Regions from separate parts of the Homo sapiens genome. Here all the other regions are linked to region 2. Evidence: chromatin loops called from intact Hi-C (ENCODE). Cell type or tissue: GM12878. All regions are shown on one strand.

Region 1 (5,000 bases), 340 kb after region 2:
CGCAACTTATACGTAGAAGAGGTAACAGTCCACAAACAGAAAGGCACAGGACGAGAGTGGTCTGGGTGATGCTTCCTGTGGGGGAAAAGGTGATGAGGGTGCATCTGCACACCTATGTTCATAGGTAAGTCTGGGAGGAGGTGACCTCCCCTTTGGTTGAGGTGCTGAGGCGTCTTGTTAGAATGGCACTATTCCATTTATCTGATGCAGTCTGTGGGAATTTTGTGGTATGGCCACCACAGGTACCATGCTGGGAACAATGCCAGATACTGCCTGCTAAGCCACAGCATGAGTCACATGAGCATTTGTGGGCTTTGGGAACTAAAGTTATTGAACGATAGTTATCTGAAAAGGAATTTAGGGAAAGGGGACTTTAGTCCAGCGAACAGTTTGCAAACCAGGGGGAGGCAGCCTTCAGCGTAAAATGAAGACGTGTGTGCCCCAAATAACAAAGGGAGAGTTTGTCTTTTAGAGAGTAAGTTTCCACCCAGGTTCCACTTAGGCAAATGAAAGATGCAAACTTGCTTAGTTCTGATTTGTTTACATTTGCTGAATTCGGATTGGTCCGTGCAGGCTTTTCTGGGAACTCCAAATACATGTATGACCTCTAGTCATACATGGCAAATGGCCGCTTGGCTCTAATTTGAATTTAGGCCCAGTTAGTCACTCAGGATTAACCTTTTTCAGGGTTCACAGCTCTGAACAATGGACTTAGACCTGCAGGACATAGTCTGTTCCTAACTCTGGGACTACCTGTGCCTTTTGACTGTGCCCAGTGAGCAGCTGTGGCTCTGGGCCCAGACCCACAGGGCGATAAGGCACAGAGGTACGCATGGAGCAGGCTGTCCTTGCTGAGTGATCATGAAGATACACTTACATAGAGCAGCACTTTTCCTTCCAGTCTTTGTGATTTAACTCATTAGATCCTTATAACAAGAGTCAGTCCTCTATTTAACCCATGAAGCACAGGTGGAGTCCAAGCTTAGTTTGTGAAGGATGAGCCAAAAGGATTCTTCTCTTGTAGACCTCAAGCTCAGCTCTCTCCATGGGCCCTGGAGTAGGTGAGAAGGCCTCTGTCTTCCAGAGCCCACTGCCAATCATCTACATTTTCTGTTAGCCCAATTCTAGGACATTGCTTTACCAACTGAAGGGTGAGAACTATCATAAGTTATAAAAATCAATTGAAAAACAAAAAGGTACAGAACAGAAAATAAAAGATGAGAATCTATTAAACATAGTGATGTTACTGGAAAAGGGGGTCTCAAACCAGACCCCAAGAGAGAGTCCTTGGATTTCACACAGGAAAGAACTCAAGGTGAGTTGCAGGGTGCGGTGAATTGAGAGAGTTTATTGAAAGCTATTCCATTACAAAGTAGAGCATCCTCAGACAGCAAGTGGAGGAACATGCCATCATTAAATTTTTCTTATATAGGAATCTTGTCTATATAAAGACTAAACTAAGCTGTGGCTATGTGTGGGTGGGCCGACAGCATGAAAACATTTATTCTCCTATTGATTTAAAGAGAACTATCCTTGACATTTTAGTGTGTTTAAGTACATCAAAGCATAACTATAATTATCTTGAAAGCATATATTTTTATAGGGATTGGGACATCTGGGCTTTCTGTTGTTGTAGAAGTTTGTCCTTGCAGGGATTACCAAGCCACTTCCTTAGCTGTAAACATCTTAGGGCCATGGGTCCTGACTGGCAAGGAATGTGTCTTGCTAGTTTTAAGATGGGCTTGATTTGAAAATGGTGTCCATCTGGCTCTCCTAGGCTCCTGCTTTCCTAACAGTAAGGGTAAATGCTATGTTATGAAATGTCATTTCTGCCTTTAGCTTGCAAACTCTTGATGGTGAAATTCTCCTGTCCGTTTTCAGTGGGGTATTTATTCTGCATCCACGTCTTCACAAGGAGCTGAAAACAAATTGGATGGAAGCAACTGGGTTTTATGGGACACGTTAATGTTTTAATGTCATTTGGTGTGGAATTCAGATGTCCAAGCAACATTTTACACTACAAATCTGCAACTTTAATAATCACTCAAAGTACCTGAACCTCAATGCTTTCAGACAGACTTGGTATAAAGCCACCACCTCTTTCTATTATGGCAGCCCTATCCTGAGGACACAAATTTCTGCAGGGCTTCTGGCATATCTCTGATTAAACAAATGTCAACAAGGTTAAAACAAATGTCATCTCTGATTTGTTTGTTTTAAAGCCTGGATTTACTCATTGAATATTTCACTCCTACTAGCATGTCTTGTAGTAGTTTTCTTCAGGGACCCTAATTATTGCTATTAAAAATATGTGTGCAGCTACATGTTTTTTTTTTATCAATTTGCAATGAAAACTTTAATTGAATAATCTATTAGTGTTATTATTTGAAAGTGAAATCTTTTCCTTTTGCTTTCTTGTTCTCACACATAGTGCAGACAGTTTCCACACGGGCTCATAAAAGGAATGATTCTGCCTTGTGTGAACTTTTTGCCTTTATTGTTAATTGCACCATTTTGTGACTGGCTTCTTGACCCTGTTGTAACCAAGCTCATAATGTACATTATTTCTTATTTTGCAGTTGTAGACACTTGAGGAAGTTCCCATTCTTTGTTTCTTCTTGCTTTTGTTCCCTGTGATAACTTTTTCATGCAGACATTTTTTTTTTTTTTTTTTTTGAGACCGAGTCTTGCTCTGTCATCCAGGCTGGAGTGCAGTGGCATGATCTTGGCTCACTGCAACCTCTGCCTCCCAGGTTCAAGAGATTCTCCTGCTTCAGCCTTTCTAGTAGCTAGGATTGCAGGCGTGCACTACCACACCCAGCTAAATTTTTCAAATTAGCCACCCCACCTGGCTAATTTTTGTATTTTTAGTAGAGACAGGGTTTCAACCATGTTGGCCAGGCTGGTCTCGACCAGGTGATCCACCCGCCTTAGCCTCGCATAGTTGCAGGTGCTATTCTGAGCTCAGGGCTCTGGCAGCTACAAGCCCAAGATGCGGTCTCCAACATGTGGCCATTCAATGTCATGGCGCCCTCTACTGGTCCTGGGAAGCGCAGCTCTGCCAGTAGCTCCAGCAGGGCACAGCTGTTAAGTCGTGATGTTCTACAGGTGACCAAAGGGCAATCTCTGGACTCCTTAGCCGCTAGGTCCTCTCTGTAGCAGGACCCAGGAGAAGGCAGGGGCTGAGGATGGCTCTCTTAGACATTTGTGATGAACCAAACGTGTGCATTCATGAAACTTCTGTGAGCAAGCAGGTGAGTAGAGTTGGGTTATAAAAAGTCTTAGGGTCTCACTACAGAGATGGACTTGCTGTGTAGATGGTGCAGAGCCGCTGAAGAGTTCTACTTGGGGTAATGGTGTGATTGGGTTTGCGTTTTAGGAAGATTTCTTGGCCAGAATGAGGCGGGCAACCCAGAGCAGGGAGTGGCCAGAGGTGGGTGTGCAGTTATGGGCCAGTAATCCAGGTGATAAATGGTGTCTCTGAGCTTCAGGTGGGGGTGCCACATGTCTCCATCTGCTCTGTACCCTTGAGACTGGCCTTATGGGCTGCCTTAGTGGTCTGTTGTCCTCTATCTCCTGGTTGGGCTCAGGCAATGGGAGATCAGAGGGAGGAAAGAGAGCTTGGTTAGAGTGCACCCGCGCCCCTTCAGGTTGGCAGTGGCCACATTCCCCTATACAGAAGGCCACAGTTTCTGTCAGTGGCCCTCCCACAGCCCCAGCTTTCTCAGTGGGCCAGCCACCTCCCCATCCCTTGCTCCTCCTCCTCCAGAGAGGGTTGTGGATTTCCACTGTCAGCAGTGCCTGGAGCTCCACCATCTCCTGCTGCTTCCTCTGGACCTGCCTGCAGTTTTATAAATAACCTTTCCTTACATTACCTCTAGCATGCACCTTTTGTGTGTATACTCTGCCCCCTGTCAGCACATGACTCATGCCAAAGAGTTTGAATTTTTTTCTCCAGGCAACGGGAGGTCATTGGAGGATTTTAGACATTGAGAACAGATGTGTATTGTGGAAATATCTGTCTGACTGAAGTGACCAGGATGGTCCAAAAGAGCGAGAATTTGAGGCAAGCAAACCATCAGCAGGCCAGCAGCAGAAATCCAGGTCATAAACAGGGAAGCTGAGGCTCACAGGGTTGGATCAGGGAATGGGAGAGGGAAGCCAAACAATTCCATGAGCATGTCAGTTGCACATATGACTTGGTAACTATTTTTATTTTTATTTTTATGTTTTGAGACAGAGTCTCGCTCTGTCACACAGGCCAGAGTGTAGTGGCATGATCACAGCTCTCTGCAACCTCTGCCTCCTAGGTTCAAACAATTCTCCTGCCTCAACCTTCCAGGTAGCTGGGACTACAGGTGCGCACCACTACACCCAACTAAGTTTTGTATTTTTAGTAGAGATGAGGTTTCACTGTGTTGGCCAGGCAAGTCTCAAACTCCTGACATCAGGTGATCCACCCACCTCGGCCTCCCAGAATGATGGGATTACAGATGTGAGCCACTGTGCCCAGCCGGTAGCTAATTTAAAAAAGCTGTAAATTTAATGTTTTGGGTTTTTTTCAGGCCACAAAATGATTGTTTCAAAAATGTCAATAGCATCAAAATGTTCTGCTTTTCCCTGTCTTAAACCACTCCCCAACATTTCCCACACAAGCTGGGCTAAGCCAGCTGGCCCTTTCATTGGTGTTAAACCTGGATCTTTCTGGAACCACTGTTAAATCACTTAGACTAGTCTAAGAGATATATGGTCACCAGCCTGTATAGTGTCATCAAAGTATAATGTGAGCCACCTACATGAGCCACATAGGTAATTTTAATTTTTTTTTGTACCTATGTTAACAAAAATGGAAAGAAATAGGTGAAGTTAATTTTTCAAATATATTTTATTTAACCTAATATTCAAATTATTATCACTTCAAAATGCAATACATATAACATTGTTGAGACATTTTGCATTCTTTTTTTGGTGCCAGGTATTTTTTATTCTTAAAATATTTA
Region 2 (5,000 bases):
ACTTGAACCCGGGAGGCAGAGGTTGCAGTGAGCCGAGATCATGCCATTGTACTCTAGCCTGGGTGACAAGAGCGAAACTCTGTCTCAAAAATAATTAAAAAAAAAAAAAGTGGAACCGTTTAGTAGATAATAATCACATAAAGAGTTATCAACTCTTTCCCTGTGTCAATGTTAAACATTCCCACCTCCACCTTCATCACATACTCTGTTGGAGAAGGGTACTTCTCTGACCCATAGCCAGGGCTGGCTGGTGAGACTTGTGTTAGCCAATGAGAGGTGAAAAGATGTGACATATGCCACATCTGGGCGGAAGTTTTAAATGGCATGCATCTTGTAGCTTTGCATTTTGTGTTTCATCTCTACGTTGTGGGAATGGCCTTAGAGGATGATGCTCATTCAGTCCGGGACCAGGAATGAGAATAGAAACTGAGCAGAGCTACAGGTCAACCTCAGTCCTCATTTAAATGATCAAGAACTACATGCTTCTTGTTGTAAGCCACTGAGATACTGTGGTTATTTGTTACAGCAGCAAAACCTCAGTGATACAATAGGAACAGGCAACTCACAAAAGAGGAAAGGAAAAATATGCAGTCTCTCTAACCATTAGAGAAGTGTAGATTCCAGTGAGATTTTTGGTCCTTCAGATTGGCAAAAACTAAAAAGTCTGATAATATCTAATGTTGACAAGAAAATGTAGAACTAGGCTGGGTGCAGTGGCTCATGCCTGTAATCCCATCATGTTGGGAGGCTGAGGTGGGTGGATCGCTTGAAGCCAGGAGTTTGAGACCAGCCTGACCGACATGGAGAAATCCTGTCTCTACTAACAGTACAAAAATTAGTCGGATGTGGTGGTGCATGCCTGTAATCCCAGCTACTCAGGAGGCTGAGGCACAAGAATTGCTGGAACTCAGGAGGTGGAGCTGAGATCATACCACTGCACTCCAGCCTGGGTGACACAGCAAGACTCTCTCTCAAGAAAAAAAAAAAGAAAGAAAAAGAAAAAGAAAATGTAGGCCAGGCGCAGTGGCTCACACCTATAATCCCAGCACTTTGGGAGGCCGAGGCCGGCGTATCACCTGAGGTCAGAAGTTCGAGACCAGCCTGACCAACATGGAGAAACCCCGTCTCTACTAAAAATACAAAAATTAGCCAGGCATGGTGGCACATGCCTGTAGTCCCAGCTACTCGGGAGGCTGAAGCAGGAGAATTGTTTGAACCCGGGAGGCAGAGGTGAGCCAAGATTGCGCCATTGCACTCCAGCCTGGGCAACAAGAGCAGAATTCTGTCTCAAAAGAAAAAAAAAGAAAAGAAAAATTAAAAAGAAAAGAAAATGTAGAAATAGGGCCAAGCGTGGTGGCTCACACCTATAATCCCAGCACTTTAGGGGGCCAAAGTGGGAGGATAGCTTGAGGCCAGGCGTTTGGGACCAGCCTGGGCAACATAGTGAGACCCCATCTCTTAAAAAAAAAATTAAAATAAGTAGAAAGTGTAAAAATAGGTACCTCATAAGCTATTGTTCATGGTACACACATTTTGGAGGAAAATTGCTGATACATTCCAAACTCTGCATGCTTGTTTGTGCCCGAGTTCATTTGGGATTGGGAGGGGAACTGAAATCACAAGAGAAATATTCAAGGGGTTCTCACACTCTCTTTGTATTGTTTGAAATCTTGTGACAATTAATTTATGTATTACTTCAACAGTTTGTAGGAAGCTTAATTTTTTTTTTTTTTTAGATGGAGTTTCGCTGTTGTTGCCCAGGCTGGAGTGCAGTGACACAATCTCAGCTCACTGCAACCTCTGCCTCCTGGGCTCAAGCGATTCTCCTGCCTCAGCCTCCCAAGTAGCTGGGATTACAGGCGCCCACCACCACACCCGGCTAATTTTTGTATTTTTAGTAGAGATGGGGTTTTGCCATGTTGGCCAGGCTGGTCTCAAACTCCTGATCTCAGGTGATCTGCTTGCCTCGGCCTCCCAATGTGCTGGGATTGCAGGCATGTGCCACCACGCCTGGCCAAGTTTTTATTTTTATTTTTGCTGTATTATTTATTCCTAATTACTTTGAATCATGCTAGTTCATGTGGTCTTTAAAAGTTTTTACTCTTTTTGATTAATTTTTATGTGTTAGTCTTGGATTGATTGACATTTTAATGTTAATTCTTTTGTTGCCATCATTTAGATATTTGTACCTTTCTTTTGAAGTTATACCTATCCTTCACTTAATGACTAATTTATTCCTAAAAACTTTGCTGCTAAGTGACAAACCTGCATATGAAAAAAATATTTCTATTAATTTTAATGAGAAAATACATCATTTATCTCAATCCAAGACACGTGAATAATTTTAATAGAAAAAAAATCAACCAAATAAAGAAAACATATTTATGTCAGTAGTAAACAACAATTTTTTTTTTTTTTTTGAGACGGAGTCTCCCTCTGTCTCCCAGACTGGAGTGCAGTAGCATGATCTTGGCCCACTGCAACCTCCGCCTCCCGGGTTCAAGCAACTCTCCTGCCTCAGCCTCCTGAGTAGCTGGGGCTACAGGCACGCGCCACTACGCCCGGCTAATTTTTGTATTTTTATTAGAGACAGGGTTTCACCATGTTGGCCAGGCTGGTCTCAATCTCCTGACCTCGTGATCCACCTGCCTCGGCCTCCCAAAATGCTGGGATTACAGGCGTGAGCCACAGCGCCCAGCCCAACAAGTTTAATGTAAATAAATATTATGTGCATAGAACTTCGTGTAATGTAGATATGTTGCCTTCCCCAAAAGAGGAACTCAGGACTTGACCATCGGGGAAGGGGCATTTTTCATCTTGCACCATTGTCCTCACCAATTTTTCAGTCTTTTGGGAGCTCATGATTACAGTGCCCTCAAACTTTACAGAAAATAAACTTATGGCACCCCAAATACGTTTGAAACAAAATTAAGGCTAAGCAAGGGCGTTTCCTAGCATGGAAGCATGCATGGAATTAAGATGCTGGCTCTGCCGCCGACCAGGAGGTGGCGCTGTCCCACACAGACCAGAGGCAGCTGCTTCCACGTGAGGCCTCCGGCTGGGAACTGCGCATGGAGATTTTGGGGTGTGTCTTTGCTGGAAACCCTAAGGTCAAGTATTACTTCTTACAGTGTACTTATTTAGTGTGTTTTTGGGGAGTCATTATACTGTAAAAAGGGAGTCATTACAAAAAGTGGCATAACTTTAGTTATTAACTGAATGGTGCTATGTGCAGATAAGTCCATAGCCCTGTATTTTAAAGATAATAGTTTATTCTTTCTACTTCTTAGGTTGGACATTGATTACACACATGTTTATTATAATATTTTTAAGAACACAAAATAAATGAAAGCAGGGTATGTATAGAATGGTGATGAGAGTGTATTATGAAACAGATTTTGATCTATCTAAGTCTGAGCTCTCTTGAGGTACAAAAATTAGAAGGAATTAGTAAAATTAAAACCTGATGTGAATAAAACAGGAAATAAAAACAAGGCAAAAGATGATTGAAAGGATTAATCTCAAATTGCTTCTTTCAGGATAAACTATATGCACCCTTCAGGAGACTGAATAGATAAAGAAAGTAAAAGGTTAAAAACAGATGCATTTAGAAATCAGAAAGGAATGTAATCAGAAATTGTCTGGAGGCTACTGCATGCCACTCTAGTAAAAATATTTCCTGCTGAACTTCTAAGGATCATATTTGACACAAGATGTAGAAAACACAAGTGTCCTAGTTACTGTGGAAAAGTTTGGAAAGGTGATTAAAAAAACGTTGTTTTTATTTTTTGAGACAGAGTCTCACTGTATCGCCCAGGCTGGAACGCAATGGCGTGATCTCGGCTCACTGCAACCTCCGCCTCTCAGGTACAAGCGATTCTCCTGCCTCAGCCTCCCAAGTAGCTGCAACACCACGCCCCGCTAATTTTTGTATATTTATTAGAGACAGGGTTTCACCATGCTGGTCACGCTGGTCTCGAACTCCTGACCTCGTGATCTGCCCACCTCTGTCTCCCAAAGTGCTGGGATTACAGGCATGAGCTACCATGCCCAGCCAAAAAAAAAAAATCGTTATATATATATATAAAATCTCCTTTCTCAGATTTTCCTCCTGTGGACATTTTGCTTTATTTGCTTCATTGCTTTTCTTTCTCTCTGTTCTTTTATTTTTGGAGACAGCATCTTGCTATTGTTCAGGGTGGCAACAGCAGTGGTGTGATCATGCAGCCTCGACCTCCTGGGCTCAAGTGATCGTCCTGCCTCAGCCTCCCACATAGCTGGGACCACAGGTATACACCACTATGCCCAGCTAATTTTTTTTTTTTTTTTTTTTGGTAGGGGTCTTGCTATGTTTCCCAGGCTGTTCTCAAATTCCTGGGCTCAAGGAATCCTCCCACCTCAGCCTCCCAAAGTACTGGGATTACCGGTGTAAGTCACTGTGCCCGGCCTCTCTCTGTTCTTAACATTTTTTTTCCCTGAACAATTTGAGAATGTGTTGCAGACATCATGGCCCTTTACCCCAGATGTAGTGTAGAGTGCACTAGTGAGGGAGCTTCTGGTATCAATGGGAAACTCACTGGTGGAGTCTCCATAGGCTAGGAGTGACAGTGAGATACGATGCCATTGAACTGGGCTCCCTAGGGTTAATGGGAGTGACAGGATTCTGAAATAGCAGAGGCAGGTGGAGGCACTTAACCATCAGAGACAAAGTGAGTACAAATTACTGGAATGGGCAGCAAGCCTGGACTGGTAGTCAGGGTGCCGTGATACGCAGATACCTGTGGCAATGGCCAATGGTCCACACAGTCCCCTGGGGAGAACACCATCCCATGGGGGATATTGCCTAGAGTATTATTTGACTGTATAACCAGGAAAAATGAAGATCTGGGGAGCAGAGCCCTATGTCATCTTCCACAATGAAAATCACAAGTCTGGCCAGGCACCATGGCTCACACCTGTAATCCCAGCACTTTGGGAGGCCAGTGTGGGTGGATCAGGTG
Region 3 (5,000 bases), 360 kb after region 2:
GCAGCTTGAGTTGACATCCATTTGTATAGGACAGAGTTTCTCAGGCTTTAACTTGCATCAGAATCACCTGGAGGACCTGTTGAAATAGATTGCAGGGCCCCATTCCCAGAGTTTCTAATTCATACATAGCTCTGGAGGACCTGATAATTTACATTTCAAACAAGCTTCCAGTGATGCTGATGTGCTAGACTGGTGGACGGCACTTTGAGAATGACTGGTTTGGAGTTTCAGAGTTCACAAGGCACTTGTACCTTCATTTTCTCTGTTAACCCTGAAGTCAAGCCTGCAAGGAGCCACAATGAGCCCTGACTTACGGGAGCAAGAGATAGAGGCTTAGGTGAAGTCACTTACCCAAGCTTTTCAGTCCTTCAGCCAAGAACCGTCTCACACTGACTGGGCGTGACAGCATCCTGGTGCAAGGAACTCAGCTTAAGGTGCTAACACTGCAGGTGGCTGTGGATGAACTCGGCCCTGTTACCTGTCACCAGATAATCCAGAAATCTGCTTTCTCCCAGAAACTCAAGCTAGGAAATTCTCCAGATTATCCTATTGGTGAATGTGGCTAAATCCTGGCCACCTTCCCAAGGAGTCTGTACTGCCGCTCCTGGTAGGTTCCACCCAAACCCTCCTGGGCCCCTTGAATCCTCTTCTCTGTCCCAGCCCATACCAGAGGCTCATTCATCCTTCATGCAGTTAATAGGGTGCGTTGGAGCCTCACTCTGTGCACCCTGGTCCAGGAATATCTGCCCTGTTTGCATATCTGGAGCCTTCAATGCAGCCAACACTGGCTCACTCTGAGAGGTGAGAGAATCACTGCTGTGCCCCGGCCCAAGTGGAGGAGGGTGGGGAAGGGAGGGCAGGACCCAGGGAGATTTCATGCAGCGGTGAACATTTAAATTTAATGATCCTCCTCAGTTTTGAAGTCCATTGGCCAGGAGTCTGTGTATTGTTTTTGTAAGTGTGTGTGCTATGTTGTAGGAGGAAGGAATATGACTTTCCTCAGACTTACACTCTTGCTGCTGCTATCTGTCTTTGAAAATGGGGACAAAATTGATTATTTTCTTTATCCTTGTTTGCATCAATCACCCAGGCCATCGTCATCTCTTGCACTGTAATTTTGATATGGCTTTTTGCATCTTCTGCTCCAATTCCATCCACTCCTCTCCACCTCCAGGGGCTCTTTCAGGGTGTCTCTGGAATGCTTGGTTCATCCTCAGCATGTTTCTGCACCTCTTTAACCCTTCCCTTCACCCTCCTGCTCTTACTGAAACCTGGCTCTGCCTGAGAATACTGCTTTATCTCAGTCCTTTCCAGGGGTGGCTGTCTTTTTTCCTCCCTTAACCCTTATGTCACAGGGCCCAGGGATGGAGTAAGGTCCTCCTCGATGCTTCCAGATCATTCTTCCTCCTCCAATTCACTGCTGTAGCTCCAACTCCCGCCGCCCTCTAGTGTGTCCTCTTAATGGCAGTCATTCACCATCTTCCTGTCCCTCCCCTTCATTTCTTGGATGGTGACTGTCACTTTGCTGCAACAGAACCCTGTCCCAATCCTTGATGGTTCAATACACACATAGACATTCTTTTTAACAGGGCGGCCTCTCAGGTCTTTAATTTTCTTCCCTCCAATAACCTTGTGATGATCCCCCAGCTTAGCCACTTACTGCCAGATCATTACCAGTAACTCCAGCCCCTCCTTAATTCTAGTTTCTAATATCCTAATCTGTGACCTCACATTCCAACTTCTTCATTCTTATCCCCTGAGTCAAAAAATCCTTTGATCCATGCAATCCATTAAGTCATCTACCTTTTCACCATTCTTCGCCCCACTAGGGTTCTCATTCCTTTATTACCCAGATGAAATTCCAAGGCCTGTTGGAATCACTCCCTTGCAGCCACTGTCAATACTTCTGCCCCTTTTACTTCATCACCCTTATGTGGCAAAACCACAGCCCTGGTTGAGTCCAGCCTTACCCCTGCTCTGTGCCAGCACCCGCACACGCATGGCTGATGGAGGTTGGAAAAATCCACACATGCACAGGGCCCTGTATGTCAATATACGTTTCCAACCTCCAGCCTTGCATATGCCTCAGTGCTGCCTGGCAACACATTATATGTTTTCCTTAGTTCCTTCAGTCTCCTGGGTTCCTAGGTGAGTATCTCACACATTCTTCTCTCTCTGCAAACCTCCAACACCTCCACGTCACTTTCAACTGATGACTTTGTTTCCTATTTCACTTGAAACACAGAGGCAAACATAAACAAATCCCACCCACTGCCACCACTCTGCCCATCTGCCAGCATGGCACCCCCCAATCTAGGCCTTTCCTGCTGTCACTTGGGGTGGGCTGACTATACTCCATCCAAGTCCTTTTTACTTATGCACTCGTATCGTACCCTCTCACCTGCTCAGGACGTGCCTCTAGCAAGTCCTCTCATGCTCCGGCAACATCATGGTTCCTCTTCAGCAGACCAGTTATACTGGCACAAAGCATGCAGCTGTTCCTCCCATCTCCACCACCCTCTCCATCTCTTTCTCACGTTGCTCTATCCTTAATTATAGCAAAACCCATAGGAAGTGTTATAGAGACCCCCCTTTCTGTAATTTCTCCTGTTCTATTTTAAACTTGCCCCCAAAGTACACTTACCAAAGTGGCTGTAGTCTCCGCCACTGCACCTAAACTTCCCTTGCTGAGGTCATCACCAGCCTGCACGTGGCCAAACCCACTGCTGTCTCTGCTCTCCTCTTATTTGACTTTTGAGTCATGTGAGCACATAAATGATCCAAACGGCAACACTCCTAAGAAATGGTTGTACCTGGACAAGAGGCATAAATTGGGGCCGTCTTAGGAAAGCAGATATACAGCCATCCTACCTTTAGGCACTCACTGTTGGATGCAATTGGTCACTCTTCCTTGGGACCTTTCCGCCATTGGCTCCACTATACGCACTCTCCTGGTTTCCTCCCCTCTAGCCGCTGTCTTTGGTCTCCTTTCTGATTTTGCTGCGTCCTCTGTCCCCTGAATGATTGCTTCTCCACTACGGGGTGATTTTGCTCCCCAGGGGACATTTGGCAATATCTGGAGAGGTCTATGGTTGTGTTTGAGGGTGTTGCTACTGCCATCTAGTGGGGAGAGGCTAGAGATGCTGTTAATGCCCAGGACAGTCCCCATAACACAGAATTATTCAGCTCAAAATATCCATGGTGCCAAGATCAAGAAACCCTGCTCAAATATTAGCATGTGCTGAAGGCCCTTCTCTTTCCTTTAGCAATATCTGCCTCCTTAGGGATCTTTTCTAGTCTCAGTGGTTTAACATTTAAAATCCCAAATTAGGCAATAAATTGGGCCCCAAACTTCGTTAGTATAAAATGTAGAACTGTGTTATTAGAAGGCTAATAAAATGACCTGGTGAGCATCTGCAGCTAGCCTCTGAGCAATTCTGGGGACCACGTGCAAGATAAATCCATCTGTTCCCTCTCTGTAATGTGGCGCTACCTTGTGGCCGATTTTTCCTCGGGTTAAATATCTCTGGGGATGCAACTTGTCGTGGTTAATGGCTGTGTGAGGCCAGCGCGTGGTGATAAAGGAATCAATCAAGACAATATTGAATTTAGAAAGGCAGATTTATTTAGAGAAAAGGAGAGATACGTTGCAAGGGAGCAATGGGCAATACAGCAGAGGGAAGGCTGTCTGCAAAGAGGCAAGGGCTACGTATGACGTAGGGCTGCTTAGGCTGAATGCTTGCAGACAAGATGCTTGCGTGCAGGTGGGCTGTGAGCTGAGTGCTTGGGTGCTAGTGAGCCATTGGCAGCTGACCCTATTTCTTGGAACATTCGCTCCCTGCAAGCATTTTAATGTTAAACCGCCAGGTCAGTTTGAATTTTCTTTTTTCTTTTTTTTTTTTTTTTTTTGCCTTTAGTAGGACCTGCCGTTGTGAGACTATCTGAGGTAAATTAGACACCCTCCTGGTTTAAGTCACCGCTCCAGTGACTAGGCAGGGAGCTCTTCCTTGAAGAGGGTGTGGGCAGTGGGTACTTTGCATGTTGTCCACACCAGGCGAGCTGCTGCTTCAGGGCCTTTGCATTTGCTCTTTTCTTTGCCCAAAATGCACTTCTCTCACTGTTCACATGATTTTTCTCCCTCTTTTCCTTTTAGTCTTTGCTTAAATATCACCTTCTAGGGAGGCCTTCCCACACCACCTCTTCAAGATTTGAGGGTATGCACCCCCACCCCTAGCCTTCTTATCCCTCTCCACTGCTTTCTTCTCAAAGCACTTGTTACGTTCAAATAAAATAGATTAGTTACTTTATAGTTCTAATTTTACTATTTTTTGTTTACTTCATCAATACCCATGTAATCTCTGGAAGGAACGTTTCTTTTTGTAGTGTATTTCTAGCACCTAGAACAGTACTTGGCACATGGCAGGTGTTCAAAAGTATTTGTTGATTATTTTCTCAAAGGGCATGGAGTCTTAGAAGTTTGAGAACACAGTTCTAAGCACAGCTGTTTAGAGACTATGGATGATGCTAATGGCTGTATTCCCAGTAGGTGGGGCAATTCTCAAATTGACCTGGAATCCTTGAGATCTGGGGACAGTCACCAAGCACTGGGCTCTGTGGGGAGAGATGTGCTGGTTTTTAGAGAGGAGAATAGCATCCTGGGGGACTTGGCCCCAGGGCTTTCCTGTCCCAATCTCTTCCCAACTGAGTCCCAGAGGCAGGAGGCCTTGTCTGTAGCTGGTCAGTCCTGTAACTGTTTCCCTCCCATCTACACAGATGCAAAGAAGGCTGAGAAAAGCAAGCTGTCAGGTGAGCAGGGGCCCTGACTCCTCCCCAGAAGGCACTCAGAACTTCCATAGGGCAACTGGAAAGAAGGTTCTACTTCCTCACCGGCAGCTGTTGCTGGGGAAAAAACCAGCCTCAGGCCCTACCCTGTGCTGAGAACCTGAATCCAGTATCAGGTTCTCCAACAAACTTGGATCCAGCTGACCCTCACAAGGGGT
Region 4 (5,000 bases), 290 kb after region 2:
CTGTGCCTGAAACAGGGATTTCCCTGCCCTTTGTGCAAGCTCCAGAAACAGGAGTCAGCCTGAGTCCCGCAGCTAAGAACGTGGATTCTGGTCATTTTCTCATAGCGAACACACTTCACAGGTCCTTCAAGGGAGTACATTTTCCTATAACTCACCTTAATCTCAGTTGAAGCCTCGTTTCTTATTTTGCACTGTGGCCAAAAACTAAATCTCATTTCTTTCACGTAAACTTCAGCAATTCAATAATAGTACAGTCATTTTATGTTTCAACTGAACCAAGTCAGGGTTCCACTCCTGCCTCCCCTTTCTGCTCTGAGGACATCCATGAAGTGGAGGGGGTCTATGTAGCCTGGAGCTATTGGTGAGGGGCGATGGGTCCGTGGTGGTCTTGGGGAACTGCGGGGCTGTGTCTGGCTGGTCTGGTGTCTGGTGATTGGCCTTGTTCCACGCGGTTCACGCTGCAGGACAGTTCGTGTCCTTCTTGTCCTAATGATCAGCTTTTAGGCTCACGGGCCTGTCTCTGCTGAGATATGGAATAGGACAGCCTCTGGATCTTCTTTAAACTCTCCTGGGGCCACAGGGGACTCTGTTTGTGTCTGTGCCCACATAGGATGATTCTGCCCAGACCTTTGCTGCCATTTCTTGCTGTTCTGCTGTTTTTAGTCTCTGGAGGGCTTGCAGTTTCCTTGGGGTCCCTGTGGAAGCAAAGCAAAGTCCTCTCCACGCTCAGATGTCTAAACGTATCTGGGTTTTATCGTCCACCCATCCCAGAGCTCAGTCTAGAGGAGGGGGCAGCCTTCGGGTTCTCTCCTTCCTCCCAGAGCCTCTTCCTTTGCACCAGGGCAGCCTCTTCCTATCTGTTGGAAAGGGCTGTCTGGTTCTTGAATATAGAGTTGCAGGTTTGAGGGGTGTAGGCTGAGGTAAGGCAAACTATCACATGGAATAAAAATTACCCTGTGTCAAGGAACAACCAGAGCTGGACAGTTTTTAAATGTGAAAACCAATTTTATTCAGGACTATGGCGAGAGGTGAAGTAAGACCTCAGTATAGAACTGGGCTCAATTCCAAATGCAGCATGGGCAAATGGGAATGTATAGCCTAGGAGCAGGGTGGGAACCTGTGGATGAAGAATTACTAAAAGGGCATATCAGGGGTGAGGGGGCGTCCTGGCTACACCCACTAACTACTGTTGCTGAAGAAAGGCCTGGTGACATCACTGGGGAATGGTGGGGGATGAAGAATCCAATCAGATGGATATTGAGGATAAGGGGATCTTGATAAACTGGCTTAGGAGGGTTTTTGCTAAAACTGGTTTTCATAGGTAAGTCCACAGATAGGTCTTGGAGAAAGTTCAGGGACCTACGGTTTGTTCGGGCAGATGCTTTGTCATCTGTCACACTGGCACTGTCACCTGGCTTTCCTTTAGTCCCTCCCCCCCTTTTTTTTTTCTGGAGTAGTTTTGGGAGACCAGAGGAGCAGGGAGTTAGGGAGAGTAGTCAGAAAAGGCCAGAGAAAATAAGGAGGTGTCTGTAGGGAAAATCCTTAAATCCTCTAATTAAATTAATTTAATTTATTTATCTGGGACAAGGTCTCACTCTGTTGCCCAGGCTGAAGTGCAGTGGTGTGATCTCGGCTCACTGCAGCCTCGACCTCAGGGCTCAAGCAGTCTTGCCACCTCAGCCTCCTGAGTAGCTGGGGCTCACAGGTGTGCACTACCATGCCCGGCTAATTTTTGGGTTTTTTTTTTTTTTTTTTTTTTTTTTTGTAGAGATGAGGTTTCGCCATGTTGCCCAGGCTTGGTCTCGAACTCCTAAGTGATCCATCCACGTCGACCTCCCAAAGTGCTGAGATTACAGGCATGAGCCACTGTGCCCGGCCTAAATTCTCCAATTTTTAAATGCTTCCCTGTTCCCTGTTCCAGATTTGGGATATTGACTGCTGTTAAATCAGCGATTTCTCCCTGTGGAGAGGTAGCCAATAGGAAGCAACAAGAGTGAGGAGTCCTTATATCGAAATAGAGGGTAAGAGAAGAGACAGATGTTATCTTGGCAGTGATTTAAGAACAGCGAGTCTGTAAGCAAAGCAAAGCAAGGCTCCCAGGTGCTGAGAAACAATGGCTTTCTGGGGAAGCGTCTGTGTTCAGAACCTTAAGTTGGAAACATCTCTGAAGATGTTTGCCATGAAGGTTTTCTTCTGAAGTTGAGTCTTTCATCACTAGGTAGGCGTGTTTTGGAGGCTCTATCAAACAGATCCTGTGTTTATTAGGAAGCTGTGGTTCATAAAGCCCCATGCTAATTTTGCAGGTAGCAGGGTGGCCCTGGCCTGACCCGGGGACAGAGTGGCTGTCCTCCCTCCAGGCAGGAAACTCTCTCCTGCCACCTAGTGGCTGCATACCCACATTTCAAGGGAGCTTCTGGGTGGTGAGTTTACCAGACTATGGTCTGAGGTAGAGTTAAGCAAAACAAAACTAAACTGCATAAAGAAACAGAAAGAAAATCAGGTGTTATAAAAACAATTTGGCATTTGTTTGTGTTTCAGCTCCGTGTCGATTTATTGCTTCCACAAATAGTGCCGATATGCACCAGGCACTGTTGTAAAACTGAAAATATGTTTTTGGATGTGCCCAGTCTGTGAGTATTAAACGATGGTTGATTTGAAATTTGCTATGATTCATATTTCTGGGGGTAAGATGCAGGATTTCTTTGGGGGGCCTAGGATGTGGCATTCCAGAATTCTCAAAGAATCAACCCTGGTGGGACCAGGAAGAGCTGAGCTGAGGCCTCTCTGCTCATGTGTACTTACTGGAGATCATGGAGACAGGTGAGCCTGAGTGCACGTCTCACCAAAGCCACAGCAGAGGGGGAGGAGGCGGAAAGAGAGCTCTCTCCATTTCTGAGAAGTTAATGGTAACAATGGCATACATACCTACTTTACAGTTGAAATTGGAAACCACAGCATTAAGTGTTTCCAATGAAATTTGGCAATTTGGGAGTTTTCTGAGCTGCATTGGATGTGGTTTTGCATGCTGTTAGGATGAGCAAGAGATGATGGAGAACATCTTCCTTTTGAGCTTCCTCTTGGACGTGGGTCACTCCCACTCATGGAATTAGAAAGCTTAGACCTAGACTTGAATCTCACCTTCTCAAGGTGCTCCCGGGCAAATCACTTAAGATCCATCTTCTTCTCCTCCTGCTCCTTCTCCTCCTTCTGAGTTTTTTTTTTTCTTTCCAAAATTCAAATGACACGGTACTGGTAGAAGAAAAGGTCCAAGTCTGCTTTTACAGCTCCCCTCATCCCCAAATGTACTCCGACCCCAAGATGACCATGTTATTATTTGATTGGCATCCTTCTAGTTTCAACTCATTTCTTTGCATGTATATGCACGTACATATACACTATTTTATTTTGCCAGGGGTCACGGTTAGCTGCATTAATTTCTTTTAAAATAATCTTTATTTAGTTATAGTTTACATTTAACAACATACTCATTTAAGTGTATAGCTTGATAAGTCTTCACTGTAAACCAAAAATAAAATTCTAAGCCCCCCCAACCATCTGAATGGACCCCTCTTCTTGGCCAAGAGCATTCCAAAGTTAACCTGAAAAAACTAGTTCAGGTCATGATGGAAGGGAAGGTTGGACATGCCCCAGTATACCCTTCTCCCTTTTGGAATTCAGGAAAAGCTGACCAGCATTAACATCAACACAGACCTTATGTCTGATAGGAAACTTTGACAATCTATTCCCTCTGAAGCTTGCTACCCGGAGGCTTCATCTACAAGATAAAACCTTGGTCTCCACAACCGCTTATCATAACCCAGACATTCCTTTCTGTTGAGAATAATCTACCTTGTAACCTGGAAGCTCCCTGCTTCAAGTTCCCTCACCTTTCCAGATTGAACCAATGTAAACCTTACATGCATTGATTGATGTATTATGTCTCCCTAAGATGAATAAAAGCAAGCTGTATGTTGACTGCCTTCAGCACAGGTTGTCAGGACCTCCTGAGGCTGGGTCACGGATGCATCCTTAACCTTGGCAAAATAAACTGTCTAGATTGACTGAGACCTATCTCAGATACTGTTGGGTTCAAATATATAACTTATGAAACTAATACACAAATCAAGTCATAGAATATTTCCATCACTCCTCATCTACCCCCAAATTTCCTTATGCGTCTTTGCAGTCAACCTCCCACCCCATCCCCAGGCAACTGCAGATCTACTTTTTGTCTCTGCACCTTCAACTGACCCTTTCTGTGATTTCATATGAATGGAATCATGCGCTGAGCAGTCTTTTGTGTCTGGCTTCTTTTGCTCAGCATAATGTTTTTGAGGTTTGTCCATGTTTTTGTGTTTGTCAATGGTTAATTTCTCTCCATTGCAGAGTAGTTTTCTATTGTACATGTGTACCACAATTTGTATATCCATTCCATTGCTGATGGACATTTGATTTGTTTCCAGATTTTGGCAATTATGAATAGAGCTACCATGAACACCCAGGTACAAGTCTTTGTGTGGACTTATGTTTTCATTTCTCTTGGAATGGAACTGTCATATCAATAAGTATATGTTTAACTTTGTAAGAAACTGACAACAAATTATCTGCGATGGTTATGCCATTTTGTTTTTCTACCAGCAATACACGAGCATTTCAGTTGCTCCACAACTTTGCCAAAACTTGTTTTCTTTAATTTGGACATTTAAGTGGTGTACAGAGGCATCTCATTGTGGTTCTAGTTTTCTTTGCCCTGATGACCAATGGTGTTGAACATCTTTTCATGTGCTTTTTGACCATTTACATATCCTCTTTTGTGAAGTATCTGTTCAAATATTTTTGCCCATTTAAAACATTTGGGGGTTTGTCTTATTATTGTGTTGGGAGAGTTCCATATTTATTTATTTATTGAGATGGAGTCTCACTCTGTTGCCCAGGCTAGAGTGCAGTGGCGTGATCTTGGCTCACTGCAACCTCCACTTCCTGGGTTCAAGCAATTCTCC
Region 5 (5,000 bases), 92 kb after region 2:
CCACTGCCAGAGGAGAGTAGGGTCAGGCCAGAGCTCCAGGATTCTGCTGTTGGTGGGCTCTGACTACACAGTGGGGGGCACTCGCCGGAGGCATCGTCTGGAGGTGGAAAGTGGATCTGCCGACAGCCATCGTGGGTGTTCCGTCCTTGAGTCTGCTTTTCATGATGTTACTCATCTGTTTGCCTGTGGGGATGAACATCAAATTCCGAAAACAAAATGAAGCCAGTGGCCAGCCCACACCGCTGTGCCCTCCTGATGAAGATGCCCTGAGCTAGGCAGTTGGCCCGCCTCAGAGTGATGAAGGCAAGCTTGTTGTCACCCTCCTTTCCTGAGCCTGCCCAGGACCTGCAGGGAGAGTAGGCAGAGGAAGGCTACTTCACCCCCTCACCTGGACCTGGTCTCCTTTGATGCTGGCACAGAGGATGTGAGGAGTCTGATAGAGGCTGTCTGATTTTCTCTAGGGTCCTGAATATAAATGGACAACAACGGTGGTCATACTCTTCCATCATTCATTCATAAATACCCCCAAGCATACACACACAAGTAATTGTAACTGGGTGCACTGCTGCACACCTGAAGTCCCAGTTACTCTGGAGCCTGTAGTCCCAGTTACTCCAGAGTCTGTAGTTCCAGTTACTCTGGAGATTGAGGCAGGAGGATTGCTTAAGAACAGGAATTCACGTCCTAGATCCTGGGCAACATAGTGAGACCTCTGTGTAAACACACACACACACACACACACACACACACACATAAATATAACCTACATATCAAATTTTCACTCAAAACCTCCTCTTCTATTTATGTTTTTAAACCAGGCCAGGCAAGGTGGCTCACGCCTGTAATGCCAGCAACTCAGGAAGCTAAGGTGGGAGGATGGCTAGGAGTTTGAGACCTGCCTGGACAACATAGCAAGATCCTGTTCCTAAAAAAAGTTTTAAAAATTACCCGGGCATTGTGGTATGCACCTGTAGTCCCAGCTACTTGGGAGGCTGAGGTGGGAGGATCACTTGCGTCCAGGAGATTGAAGCTGCAGTGAATTTTGACCGTGACACTGCTCTCCAGCCTGGGCAACAGAGTGAGACCCTGTCTCTTAAAAAAAGAAAAGATATGCCAAATAAAAACTTTAAAAAAAGTCTGCAGTCCTGACAGCCCACCAAATTAAGATTCTCAGCTGACGTTAGCAGACTACCAGTTCCTCACCACCTGCTTCTTCCAAAGACTCTGCCTTTTGCCAGAATGCATATATTACTTTATCTTTTCTCTCATGTACACATTCTGATATATTTGTAGATGTATTACTTTTCTTTTAAAAATAATTATTTTAAACTTAAAAAATGTAAAGATAATACATGAATATGGTAAAAAAAAAATTCAAACAGCATGGAAAAATGTAAAATGAGAAGAAAAAGTCCTCCTCCCCATGGCATTCTCATTTCTCAGGGACAGCCACTGTGAACAGATTGGTGAGTATCTTTCCCAACATTCACAATGTCTGATATGCATGTTTGATGTCACCCCAATAAAACCGGGTGTCCATGCTCTTGCCTTAGCACAGTGACTGTGGAAAAGAAATACAAATCTGACCTCATGTTTGAACTAGTCTAGTTCTTTACTTAAGATCCCCGGAGGCCGGGCACAGTGGCTCATGCCTGTAATCCCAGCACTTTGGGAGGCCGAGGCGGGTGGATCGCGAGGTCAGGAGATCGAGACCATCCTGGCTAACACAGTGAAACCCCGTCTCTACTAAAAAATACAAAAAATTAGCTGGGCATGGTGGCGGGCGCCTGTAGTCCCGGCTACTCGGGAGGCTGAGGCAGGAGAATGGCGTGAGCCCAGGAGGTGGAGCTTGCAGTGAGCCGAGATTGCGCCACTGCCCTCCAGCCTGGGCGACAGAGTGAGACTCCATCTCAAAAAAAAAAAAAAAAAAAAAGATCCACGGAGAGTGCTAAGGACAGAGGCGCACAACACACATATATGTGTCTCAGGATTTGCAGCTGTAAGCAACGGCAATCACTGTTTTCTGTTAGACAATACTGGTGCTCATAGAATCTCTGGATAACTCACAGCTAGGAGGCTCTGCAGACGAGACCAACCCCCAGAATCATGTGGCAGATTGGTCTGGTTAGAATATGACCACAGACATAGGCACTGGTGGCTGCAGCTTGCAACACCACGACACCCACTCTGGGTCCTGGTTGCTGGCTGCGTGGACCGCTCCAACTGCCACCCAGGAGACTGGAGGTATTGCCACCACTGCCACCTCATGGACTGAGTGGGTTTTACAGAGTGCCTCATGTGACTAATTTCTTTTTCTTTCTTTTTTTGAGACAGGGTCTCGGCTCACTGTAGCCTCAACCTCCCAGGCTCAGGCAATCCTCCCACCTCAGCCTCCCAAGTAGCTGGGACCACAGGCACGCACCACCACGCCCAGCTAATTTTTGTATTTTACTGTGGAGACGGTTTCTCACCATGTTGCCCAGGCTCATGTGACTAATTTCTGATTCAGACACAGGGTGAGTACATTTGATTGGTGGAGTCACGAGTCCCAACCCTCCCTGCAAGGAAAACTGAGGACATGAGTCTCTGGCATTTTCAGCTTCTGCTGTGAAGGGAATTCTGCCTTCTGAAGACGGGGTTCCTTTAACAGACAGAGGATCAGACGCTGGGTGGCTCGAAAGAATGAAAATTGCCTTCTACAATACCACCCTACAAAGCTTCCTAAAAAAACTGTTTTTTCTCTGACCCCCAAGTGTCTTCCTCTCTCTTTCTCTTAGGTCCCCTCTCTCCTTGACTCTCCATCCTACCGTCTGCTTTTTCTACTGCCTTGTGGAGTTCCCTGATTCCTTAGAGGGTGGTGGGGAAACTGAACACTTCGGCTTTATATGTGTGCTCATATACATATGAGCAGGCCTAAAATATGTGTGCAGTTTTTACACAAGGGATGTCGTAGTCTGCCCAATGTTTGGCACCTTACTTTGAACAGCACAGATAAGGGATCACTCCATTTTCATACAGAGTGCTGCCTTATTATGTTAGATGGCTGAACAGTGAATGAACCATGATTTCTTCTTTTTTTTTTTTTTTTCCTGGAAGCATGCTAGATGGCTCACCATGATTTATTTAGTACATCTTCCCCTGATGGCCATTAGGTTGTTGGGAGCCTTTAGTAACTGAAACAGTACTGCACCCTGGTGCATGTGTATTACTCGTCTGTGTTAAGTAGGGATGTTGCTTAGCCCAGCTGGAGGAGAATTCTAGTTTTTAACACTCCTGGGTGTGAAGTCACAGTGGGCTGGATGGGCCTCCCAGCGCCTGCTTCCAGAGAAGTCTCTATATGCCTCGTGGGTGGATGTAGAACCTGGGAGTGAGGCTTGGCAGGAAATCTGCAGTGAGAAATGTCACAACCCAAACAGTAACTCATACACAGAGCTTCGCATGTCTCATTCCACAAGGATCAGCAGCTGGACCATTACCTGGAGCTATAGACTTGATGAAAGCCCCAGAAATGGCTAAGGCAGAGGAAGTGCCTGGGAGTTGTTTGGCAATTTGACACAATATCTTTTAGATATTTTTAAAGCCACTGAGCAAATCAAATCCTCAAGTTTAGGGATGGATTCAAAGGCCAGTCCTTTCACTATCGGACTGGAATGATTTTTAGTCATCTTACCTCTCAGCATTTACTCCTTTTCCCAGATGCAGCAGCCCCACCTCCTTCCAGGGAGTCACCTGTCCAGGTCAGGTGCCTCCTCAGGGGAAGCATCCCTCACCCGCCAGATTGCCAGGGCGTGTGACTCTATCTGGGCCAACCACATCCTCTCTCCTGGACTTTGACTGCTGCGAGGAGTGAGGCTAGAACCAGAGAAACCTAGCTGATGCTGACTCATGCTGGAGGTTCCTGCGGAGTGAGCATCAGAGCTCATGAGCTCATCTCCCTAGAAACCAGCATGCCTGAACTTGACCTCTGGCTTCTGCAGCCAGGCGGCAACTGTAACAACAGCAACTCCCTCCCTACTCCTCAGGGCCCATATCTGCCCAGCTTCTCCTGCCTTGGTCCAGTGTGGTCTGTACTCCTCCTGTGCTGTCCTCCCAGCCCCTCCACCATTCTGGCTTCCTGTTAGGTAGAGACCCCCTTGACCCATCCCATACCTCCCTCACTTCCATGCCCACCTGGGAGCTGCAACCAGAGCCAGCTAAAGCTCTGCATCCCCCAACCCAAGTACACCTTCATTGTCCCTCCAAAGCCCTGTCTCACCTCAATGAGATGCCTCACTGAGATGCTGGAACCATTTCATCCTCAGTAATTGGGGTCAGTTTCTCCCCAGTCCTGTGACTTCTGCCTCTTGTCACCCTGAGGGCAGGCAGGAGAGCCCTGGTGTGGCAAAGCTGGTTGGGGAGCAAATGGGCACAGGAGAGAAGAGGGAAGGTGTGGGAGGATGAGTCACTGGCAGAGTGGGCAGGGGCGCTAAGGAAGGGAATGAGTGCATGGACCTGGGCTTGATGGTTCAGCTACTGAACACCAAGATGCTGCAATTTGAGAGTTCCAGAAAGTTCTCCCTACTTAGCACTAGCTATTTTACCAGCCTGGGTTAATATAGGATCTTTAGATCCCTTGAGAAGATGAAAATATTTAAATTGTGACCCCATTAAAATCCAGGCACTATCATTTGGATTTGTTCATAACTCAGACCCAGCAAAGACCAAGCAGTAAGAGGATGAGACACCGGCCTGCTGGCTCCAGAAGAAGAAAAACAAATCAGAAAATCTGAATTTGAGGCCCGGTTTCCAATTTACTACTGAGCCACCTTAAGCAAGGTGTTTGATTTTTCTAAACACCAATTCTCTCATCCACATCAGGTCTCTCCTGCTGTCTGGAGAATGGGTCAAAGTGGGCGAGGGAAGGAATGACCCGGAAGTGAGGCTGGAGGGGCAGGAAAGGAGTGGAGTGCCAGCATTCCTGCTCCGCCCTGCGCTTCCCAGGCACCCCTTACACACACCTC

The links. Peaks named below come from ENCODE experiments on the same cell type or tissue, not always from the same donor. Only the 100,000 strongest peaks of a DNase experiment are listed, where the experiment ranks them.
Region 1: it touches region 2 in a loop (10-fold over the local background); 22 of 110 quality-filtered maps call a loop at or near these places.
Region 3: it touches region 2 in a loop (4-fold over the local background); 22 of 110 quality-filtered maps call a loop at or near these places.
Region 4: it touches region 2 in a loop (8-fold over the local background); 10 of 110 quality-filtered maps call a loop at or near these places.
Region 5: it touches region 2 in a loop (8-fold over the local background); 24 of 110 quality-filtered maps call a loop at or near these places.

The regions. Positions count from the first base shown.
Region 1 is chr2:112,938,900-112,943,899 of GRCh38, forward strand. No RefSeq gene overlaps it. Among named protein-coding and RNA genes, the nearest start is that of IL37, 30 kb to the left of the region's middle. In GM12878, a CTCF peak has its summit at 3,032 (motif pointing left); a DNase peak (open chromatin) is centred at 2,982.
Region 2 is chr2:112,597,204-112,602,203 of GRCh38, forward strand. It overlaps LOC124907869 (a long non-coding RNA gene), which reads left to right and starts at 2,656. Exons shown (of 2, transcript XR_007087193.1): 1 at 2,656-3,110. In GM12878, a CTCF peak has its summit at 3,007 (motif pointing right); a DNase peak (open chromatin) is centred at 3,009.
Region 3 is chr2:112,955,891-112,960,890 of GRCh38, forward strand. No RefSeq gene overlaps it. Among named protein-coding and RNA genes, the nearest start is that of IL36G, 20 kb to the right of the region's middle. RefSeq lists a silencer at 3,165-3,214. In GM12878, a CTCF peak has its summit at 3,126 (motif pointing left); a DNase peak (open chromatin) is centred at 3,122; H3K27me3 peaks cover 312 bases.
Region 4 is chr2:112,882,720-112,887,719 of GRCh38, forward strand. No RefSeq gene overlaps it. Among named protein-coding and RNA genes, the nearest start is that of IL37, 26 kb to the right of the region's middle. In GM12878, a CTCF peak has its summit at 2,381 (motif pointing left); a DNase peak (open chromatin) is centred at 2,362.
Region 5 is chr2:112,688,801-112,693,800 of GRCh38, forward strand. No RefSeq gene overlaps it. Among named protein-coding and RNA genes, the nearest start is that of NT5DC4, 30 kb to the right of the region's middle. RefSeq lists a silencer at 2,314-2,500 and enhancers at 3,233-4,432, 3,851-4,090. In GM12878, a CTCF peak has its summit at 2,251 (motif pointing left); a DNase peak (open chromatin) is centred at 3,891; H3K27ac peaks cover 2,113 bases.